2 separate regions of the Homo sapiens genome follow, and region 1 is linked to region 2. Evidence: read pairs that join two places in POLR2A ChIA-PET (ENCODE). Cell type or tissue: A673. All regions are shown on one strand. Region 1 overlaps LOC107985081 (a long non-coding RNA gene). Region 2 overlaps LINC02074 (long intergenic non-protein coding RNA 2074).

Region 1 (4,000 bases), 180 kb after region 2:
ATGCAGTATTTGATTTTCTCTTTCTGTTCACTTAGGATAATGGCCTCCAGCTACATTCATGTTGCTGCAAAGGACATGACTTCGTTCCTTTTTTTTATGACCACATGGTATTCCATGGAATATATGAACCACATTTTCTTTATCCAATCCAGCGTTCATGGACACCTAGGTTGATTCTATGTCTTTGCTATTGTGAATAGTGCTGCATTTCACTTTCTTATCACTAGTATGTTCACTGGAGTAGCCCTTTTAATTTCCTTCAAGAATTTTTCCTTTGCATTCACAACTTGGCTGTTTGATGCAAGAGGCCTGGCTTTTGACCTGTCTCAGCTTTTGACAGGCCTTCCTCACTAAGCTTAATCATTTCTAGCTTTTGACTTAAAATGGGAGAGGTACAGCTCTTCCTTTCACTTGAACACTTGGATTATTAATTGCCCTAACACCTAGGGTTACTAATTGACCTAATTTCAATATTTTTGTGTCTCAGGGAATAAGGGAACCCGAGGAGAAGGAGAGAGATGAGGGACCAGCTCCTCGGTGGAGGACGCAGAATACACACATTTATTGATGAGGTTTGCCATCTTTTATGGGCACAGTTTGTGGCACCACAAAACAATTACAATGGTGACTTTGAAGATTATTGATCACAGATCACCATAACAGATATAATGATGAAAAGGTTTGAAATATTGTGAAAATTATCAGAATATAACAACAAGACACAAAGTGGGCACATGCTGTTGGAAAAATGATGCTGATAGACTCGCTTGACACGGGGTTGCCAGAAACCTTTAATTTTTTTTTTTAAATGCAATATTTGTGAAGCACACTAAAATTAGGTGTGCCTGGGTATTATTTAGCTCTGCCTGAGTTTTGAACTTTATATAATGGAGTCATACTGTATATTTTCTTCTGTGCCTTGCTTCTTTTGCTCAAGAATATATTTGTTGGATTCATCTATTTTTAATGTGAGTGTTTGTGGTTCATTCATTCTCACTTCTAAATAATACTCCAGTGTATGAATATGCTGCAATTTATTTGCCCAGCCTACTGCTGGTGGAAATTTGGGGTTTGAGCTATTATGAATATTGCTGTGAATATGGATTTATGAAACTCAAGGTTTGCTACTCCAAGTGTAGCCCTCAGAACAGTGGCAGATTTTCAGGGTCCTATCCCAGATCTACTGAATTAGAATTTGCATATTAGCAAAATTGTATGCATGCTAGAGTTTGATAAGCACTGCTCTATGTACCTAGGTTTACACTGAGAAGTAGAGTTGTTGATCCTAAGGTAACCATGCATTAAATCTTACAATGAACAGGCAAACTGTTTTCCAAAATGGTTATGCCCATTCCCACTCTACCCTAGTGAAGGACCAGAGTTTCTGTTGGCCCACATTTCATCATCTCTTGGTATTGACAAACTTTTACATTTTACCAACCTGGTAAGTATGAGATGGTATCTCTGTAGGATTTTGCTTTTCATTTTCCTTATTACAGACATGTCCCAAAGGATACCACTGTGATCTAAGCAGGCCACGCTTGGAGTAGCAGCCGGGAGCCACAGCTTTTCATATGGTGAAGGGCCATTTTGCTTTCTTTTCTAGCAAATGCCTATTTATGTTTTTGCTCATTTTTCTGTTGGGTTTATTTCTAATGGGTTCATGAATTTTTTTTTTTTTTTTTTTTTTTTGAGACAGGGTCTCACTATGTCATCTAGGCTGGAGTACAGTGACGTGATCACTGCTCACTGCAGCCTTGACATCCTGGGGCCAAGCAATCCTCCCTCCTCAGCCTCCTGAGTAGCTGGGACTACAGGCATGTGCCACAAAGCCCGGCTAATTTTTTTATTTTTTGTAAAACAGGGTCTCACTATGTTTCCCAGACTGGTCTCGAACTACTGGGCTCAAGCAATCCTCCCACCTTAGCCTCCTGAAGTGCTGGGATTACAGGTATGAGCCACTCCACCCAGCCCATAAAAGATTTTTTGTTCATGACTTTTACATATTTGTTCATGTGGCAGAAACCACACAATGTGCTTAGCCCACCATTTCCTTGTCCTGGACATAAAGAAGAGCAAATCTGCCAGCCTCCTTTGCAGTTAGATTGGGACCATGTGACTGAGTTCCTACTAAGGGAATGATAATTGGATTAGTTTGCCAGGGCTTCCCTAACAAAATACCACAGACAGAATAGCTTAAACAATAGGTGTTAATTTTCTCACAGTTCTGGAAGCTGGAAGTCCAGGATCAGAGGGTCAGCAGATTTGGTTTCTTCTGAGGCTCCTCTCCTTGGCTGTCAGATGACCGACCTCTTGCTGTGTCTTCATATGGTCTTTCCTCTATGCATGAACAGCTGTGTCCTAATCTCTTCTTATAAGGACACCCGCCATATCGGATTAGCACCCACCCCTATGAACTTATTTTAATTACCACTTCTTTATGTCCAGGAAAAGGAAGTGGTGGGCTAAGCACATTGTGCGGTTTCTGCCACATGAACAGAGATGTAAAAGTCACAAATAAAAAATATTTTATGGGCTGGGTGGGGTGGCTCGTGCTTGTAATCCCAGCACTTCAGGAGGCTGAGGTGGGAGGACTGCTTGAGCCCAGTAGTTTGACACCAGTCTGGGAAACATAGTGAGACCCTGTTAAAAGTGGTAATTAAATAATTTAAAACATCATGAGACCCTATCTCCAAATTCAGTCACATTCTGAGGTACTCGGGGTTAGGACTTCAATAATTGAATTTTGGAGGACACAAGTCAATCCTCAACAATGGTGTAGTCACTTCTCTGCATGGACCTTAAAATCATCCCACGATTTTCCAGCCTGCACTTCCCCTTTTGTGGAAACTTTGGAAGCCGCATGTTCTAGGCGGTATAGCCATAAAAGAGAAGCAGCCTGGGTTCCTGTGTTACTGCCTGGAGCGGAGCTGCCTGTCCTGCAACAGGCTGTGACATGGAAGAGAACCAGACCTCCATAGTGCAAGACCACTGACATTTTGAAATTTGTTACTGCAAAATGATCAATTCTATCCTTACTAAGCAGTTTTTGCATGAGATTAGACTGATTTTTCTTGCCCATATCATCCTTGTCAAGTTTTGGAATTAAGATTTTGCTAATCTTTTAAACTGATGGGGGCAGGTTTCTTCTTTTTCTATGACCTGGAAAAGTAGTTCCTAAAACATTTTGTAGAAATTGCTGATAAATCATTTGGACCTAGTTTTTTTTTTTTTCTGGAAGATTTTTATCTAATAATTCAATTTCTTTAAAGGTCATTAGACTCTCCAGGTTTTCTACTGCTTCTTTGATAAATTGTATTTTTCTAGAATTTATCCACTTTTATCTAAGTTTTAAAATTTATCATAAAGTTTTTCTTAACCTCGTCTCATCTGTTTAATAATTGCAGCTTTTGCAGTAATAAGCCCTTTTTAATTCTTAATATTGTTCCTAATATTGTTTATTTTTTCATTCTTTCTCTCTCCACTCCCCATCCTGTTTATTTTCTTCTGAGTAATCTTGCTAGCTAAGGAATGGTCATTTTAAAAGCTTTTTTTTTTTTTTTCCAAAGAACCAATTTTTGGTTTTGACATTTCTTTTTATTGAACTTTATTTTTGCCTTTAGTTTTGTTCTTAGCTTGAATATTTTCTTCTTTCTGTTTTTATTGGGTTTATTCTGCTATTCTTTTGACTTTTTAAATGGAATGCTCAAGTCACTAATTTTGAGCCTTTAGTTCTAATATAAGCAGCTAAAGTTATATATTTTCCTCTAAATACTGCTTTAGCTGCACCCCCAAAATTTTTATATGAAATAATTTTATAATTCAGTTATTCATATTTCTATTTTCAAATTTTCATTATAACTCCTTTTTAAAGCCATCAGTACTTAGATATTGTAAACTTTCCAGACATAGATTTTTAATGGGTATATTTTTATTATTAAATTTCTTACTTGAGTGCATTAGAGCTAGATAATATGATATAATTGTTGAGGCTAACTCT
Region 2 (4,000 bases):
GATGTTGGCGTACATGAAACTTGCCACTTCCTCTCTTGGGCTCTTCCCCTGTATTCTGAGGTTAGTTCCGATTCACATCTGCCTGTCAGGGCAACAGCACTTACATTCTTCTGCAAAGCCTCCTTGCATCCCAGGAAGTGGACAGGTGGGGACAGCCACAGTCATCCTGGAGGCTCCTGCTTCCTCTCCACCAAGCCCAAGCCCCTAGAGTTTCCTGGGCAGACCCAGGATGCCAGGACGCTGTGGAAAAGTACTCCATCCCCGCTACCACCCCTGGGCCCCTGCCCCCGGGGTAGTCTGTCTGCAGCAGCCCTGCTGGGTTTAAGTTCTTTTTCTGAGAAATAGAGGTGGCTTTGCCCCTCAGGAGGCTGGTACCTTTGGAGCCCTGATGCCCTCTACCCACCAGCCACTAGATAATGGGAAATCATTTCTGGTGGGAGGAAGCAGCATGGGGCCTTCTGTGCATTGGAGTTGTTGCTGCGTAACTGCAGCAAAGGGAAATGTAGGGCAGTAACCCTTCTGGCTCGCCACTCATGCTGTTGAGAGCAGCATCAACCAGAAAATACCCGCTAATGGCCTTCACCCAATCTCCTTCTAGATAATGATAAATTATGTGTATTTTTAGTTTGGAATTGAATTTCATCTCTCCATTGCTGGTGTTTTTCAGGTGTCTTTTTTCCTTCTCCCTCAGGGTTGGAAAACTAGACGTTTGTGCATTTACTGTGTGCATTTATTCCTGGCCAAAAATTGACATATGGACTCATTAATTCCTTTACACTTGTTCTCACCACCCCTCAAACACACATCTGGCTGGACCAGGAAGGGAGCTGTATCTAAGAGGGCTCTTCTGAAGGCATCCTGCAGACCTGGGGAACAGGTGTGTCCTGGAAGCAGGAGACTGGCCCCTCTCAGTGACCATTGGTTCCCACACTTGTGTGTGCCCCCAAGTTCCCAAGTCAGTAGGTTGGGATAGAACGCAAGAAGGTGCATTTCTAAGGAGCTCCTAGGTGATATTGAGGCTGCCAGGTCAGGGGACTGCACTCTGAGAACCAGTGGCCTAAATCCTTCCTCCTGAAAGTGTGGTCCTAGAACCAGCAGCATCAGTATCACTGGGGAGCTTGTTATAGATGAAGACTCTGGGCCCTCACCCCAGTCTAATAAAAGTTTTCATTTTAACACAATCCCAGGTGATTTGAATGAATATTAGTTTCAGAAACACTGGCCTAAACGATTTCTCAAAACTCAGCCCAGTGGCCTCGACCTTGGCTGAAAGATTAGAATCGTAGGGAGATTTTAACATTTCTGTAAGCCCAGGCTGCACCCCAGACCAGTTAAGCCAGCATTTCTGGGGCTGAAGCGCAGGTATCTGTTTTTAAAAAGCTTCCTAAGTGATTCCATGTGCGGTGACATCTGAGAACCACTGTTCAGGCTGGAGGAATCAAATCAGAAACATACCTCACCCAACCCTGACCTTGAACGGAGAAGGGCAGAGTTCTTCCATGGCCACTCATCCATACCCGGTTTTTGGCCCAGAGAGAGTTCAGCCTTGCTTGACCCCAGTGGTTGCCCATCTTTCCAGTGTGCCTTGCATGGGTTTTGGGAGCCCAGTGGCTGCAGCAGAGCATCCTTCTCTCTGATTTCAGTTTAGCCAACTGCGGCAGGTGGGGAGTGGGAGAAACAGCCAGGATTGGCCAAGCCAGCCTTTGCTCACCTCATTGGCCTAATTAGAGCAGGGCTCATGTACAGTTCTGGAATTTCACTACATAAGTCCTTTTGAATTAAATCTGGAATGTCAAATACCGAGTGAACCTACTAGGACTCTCCCCATCCTGTGTCCATGGCAGACATCACCAATTGATCAGCGTACTCTTTCTCATTGAGCCCAGAGGTGGCTTCAGAAGACTTTCCTAGTCTTCCCGGGGTGCTCTAGGCAGCCGGGGCCAGCTAGACCGGGCATGGGAGATGGAAGTTACTTGCCTTCCCAGGTCGAAAACATCAGCCCCTGTCACAGGAAGACACACCTGGGGCGAGAGTATCAAGTTCTTGTTGAGTGATTCATACTCTAGTAATACACACTCTAGTATGAATTACTTACCTGTTCCTTTCCAGGGTTAACCTAGAGCAGGTTTCTAAGTGGGCAGGAAGGAGGTGGTAGGGAGAGGTCTGAAAGGTGAGATGCTGTCCTGGGAGGCAGGGCTGGGGAAGCTCAAGTCAGCACCGGGTTTTGGGGGAAAAGAGGATCCCTTCTTCTTTGTCTTCTCCTCCTCTTGCCTCCAGTGCTAGAAGGTTTTGGCTGAGAAGACCCAAGGGTGAAATTCTCTTATCCCCTTCTCTGTACTTGAGGCTGGGGCTCAGTCTGACAATTTGGGGAAGGCTCTTTCCTCTTCTGTCATGCATTTCATTGTGGCCAGTTCTCAGACTCAGCCAGGATGGTATGGATGTGCAGAAAACAAGCGGGGTTGGTGGGGTGGAGATCCCCGTGCAGAGCCTGGCGTCCTGGGCCGGAAGCACCCTGGGGACTGTCGAGTGGATGACAGCCGGACACTGCGAGGCCAGCTAGAGGCACTATTCTATCCAGCTGCGGGGTGAGGTGAGGAGTGTGTGGAGGAGGAAGGACCGGCAGGGCCCCTCCTCCAATCCTGATCTTAACTCCTCCCGAGTGGACCTGAGGAAAAGGAAATGACATGAGAAGAAAGCAAAGAACAGATACTGGAGTGTGTCCTCCAGAGCAGCGGGAGCCTGCTCAGTAGAGTAGTGTGGCAAGCAGGTAGAACACAGCACCTGAGCTTACAGGCAGGAGAGGATATGACTTTCAGGAGGAGAAGGAAAGAAGAAAATAAAGGAGATGAGCATGAAGAGGCTTCTCCTCCAGGGCTGTGCGTTTATTCATCCACGAATGCAATACTTCTTATCAAACACCTACTCCACAAAAGGCTGGAAGCTGCTTAGCCCTTTCCCGTGTGGAGGAGTCCACTCTGTAGGAGAGGAGTGGCTTGCAGGTCATCTTGGTGCCATAGAGCTTGGGGGCAGAGGAGGTCTCACCAGCTCGAAACACAAGAGGCACTTGTAGCCTGGGAGGATGATGGAGACCCTCAGGAGACTGGTTCAGCCAAGAGCTTGGTCTTCAGAAAAGTGACAAAGCCTGGTCCCTACTTGCCCCAGTGCAGATGGAAGGCAGCCAGTTGGATGTGTGCTCAGTAGCAGACCCTCAAGGTCAAAGGATGCTAAACTAATGGAGCTTGGAACGTCCTCCAAATAGTCTGCCAAGTCACGGGGAGCTGCAGAGGAAGGGAGGTTAGGCACAAGCAGCCCTAATTGCATTTCATGACCTGATATTCATGCCGCAGAGGATGCTGGCCACTGCTGGCTGCCTGCTTCACTTCTCACCCCTTCATTCCCCTCCCCTGCCAGGCAGGCCTAGCAAGCTCTGAACTGCCCCTTTGCAGCTGGGGAGATCAAACGGAGAAGTGGACCCTGACCTCTTTGTCTAAGAGCCTTCCTTCCTTCCTTCCATATTCTATTCGTGGGCTTTGGGGAAGAGGTTGGCAGTCTCAGGCTCCATGAGTGTCCCCTGCAAGAGTGAAGGGCAGCAGCATGAAAAGGCTGGGCTGTGGGTCTTTGAGAAATGGTCGGAAGGAATTTAGGTGGGTGAAGAAGAGCCTCGCCTGTCTTCCTGGTTTTGTCCCTGGCATCTGAAAGGTACCCCCAGCTTTTCTGGCAGTTAAGAGTAGGAACGAAGTGTGGGATTGTTTTGTTTCATTGTGTGGCTGTGCAAGTGGAGCTTTGGATCTCTATGAGCAGTTTGACAGTGTATACATGTGTGCATGCATGTTTGTGTATGTATATATGTGCATGTGTATATGTGCACATGTGTAAGTGCATACATGCCTGTGCGTGTGTGTGTTCTGGAATACCTGTTTATCTGCCGTACTTGAGAATGTGTGTTGGGGTGAAGCTCTCTGCACGGACCAGGTCCTATGAATCTGTAACAGAGGAGAGG

Evidence for each region. Peaks named below come from ENCODE experiments on the same cell type or tissue, not always from the same donor. Only the 100,000 strongest peaks of a DNase experiment are listed, where the experiment ranks them.
Region 1: POLR2A ChIA-PET joins it to region 2 with 10 read pairs; 3 of 35 experiments call an interaction of 5 or more read pairs at or near these places.

Annotation. Positions count from the first base shown.
Region 1 is chr17:73,923,144-73,927,143 of GRCh38, reverse strand. The region is part of intron 2 of LOC107985081 (a long non-coding RNA gene); the gene reads right to left. LOC105371888 (a long non-coding RNA gene) reads left to right here. Exons shown (of 6, transcript XR_934962.2): 6 at 488-1,588. Among named protein-coding and RNA genes, the nearest start is that of LINC00469, 97 kb to the right of the region's middle. In A673, no CTCF peak of the experiment used is centred here; DNase peaks (open chromatin) are centred at 2,123 and 2,303.
Region 2 is chr17:74,101,113-74,105,112 of GRCh38, reverse strand. All of the region lies in intron 2 of LINC02074 (long intergenic non-protein coding RNA 2074), which reads left to right. Among named protein-coding and RNA genes, the nearest start is that of LINC02074, 9.8 kb to the left of the region's middle. In A673, no CTCF peak of the experiment used is centred here; no DNase peak of the experiment used is centred here; H3K27me3 peaks cover 578 bases.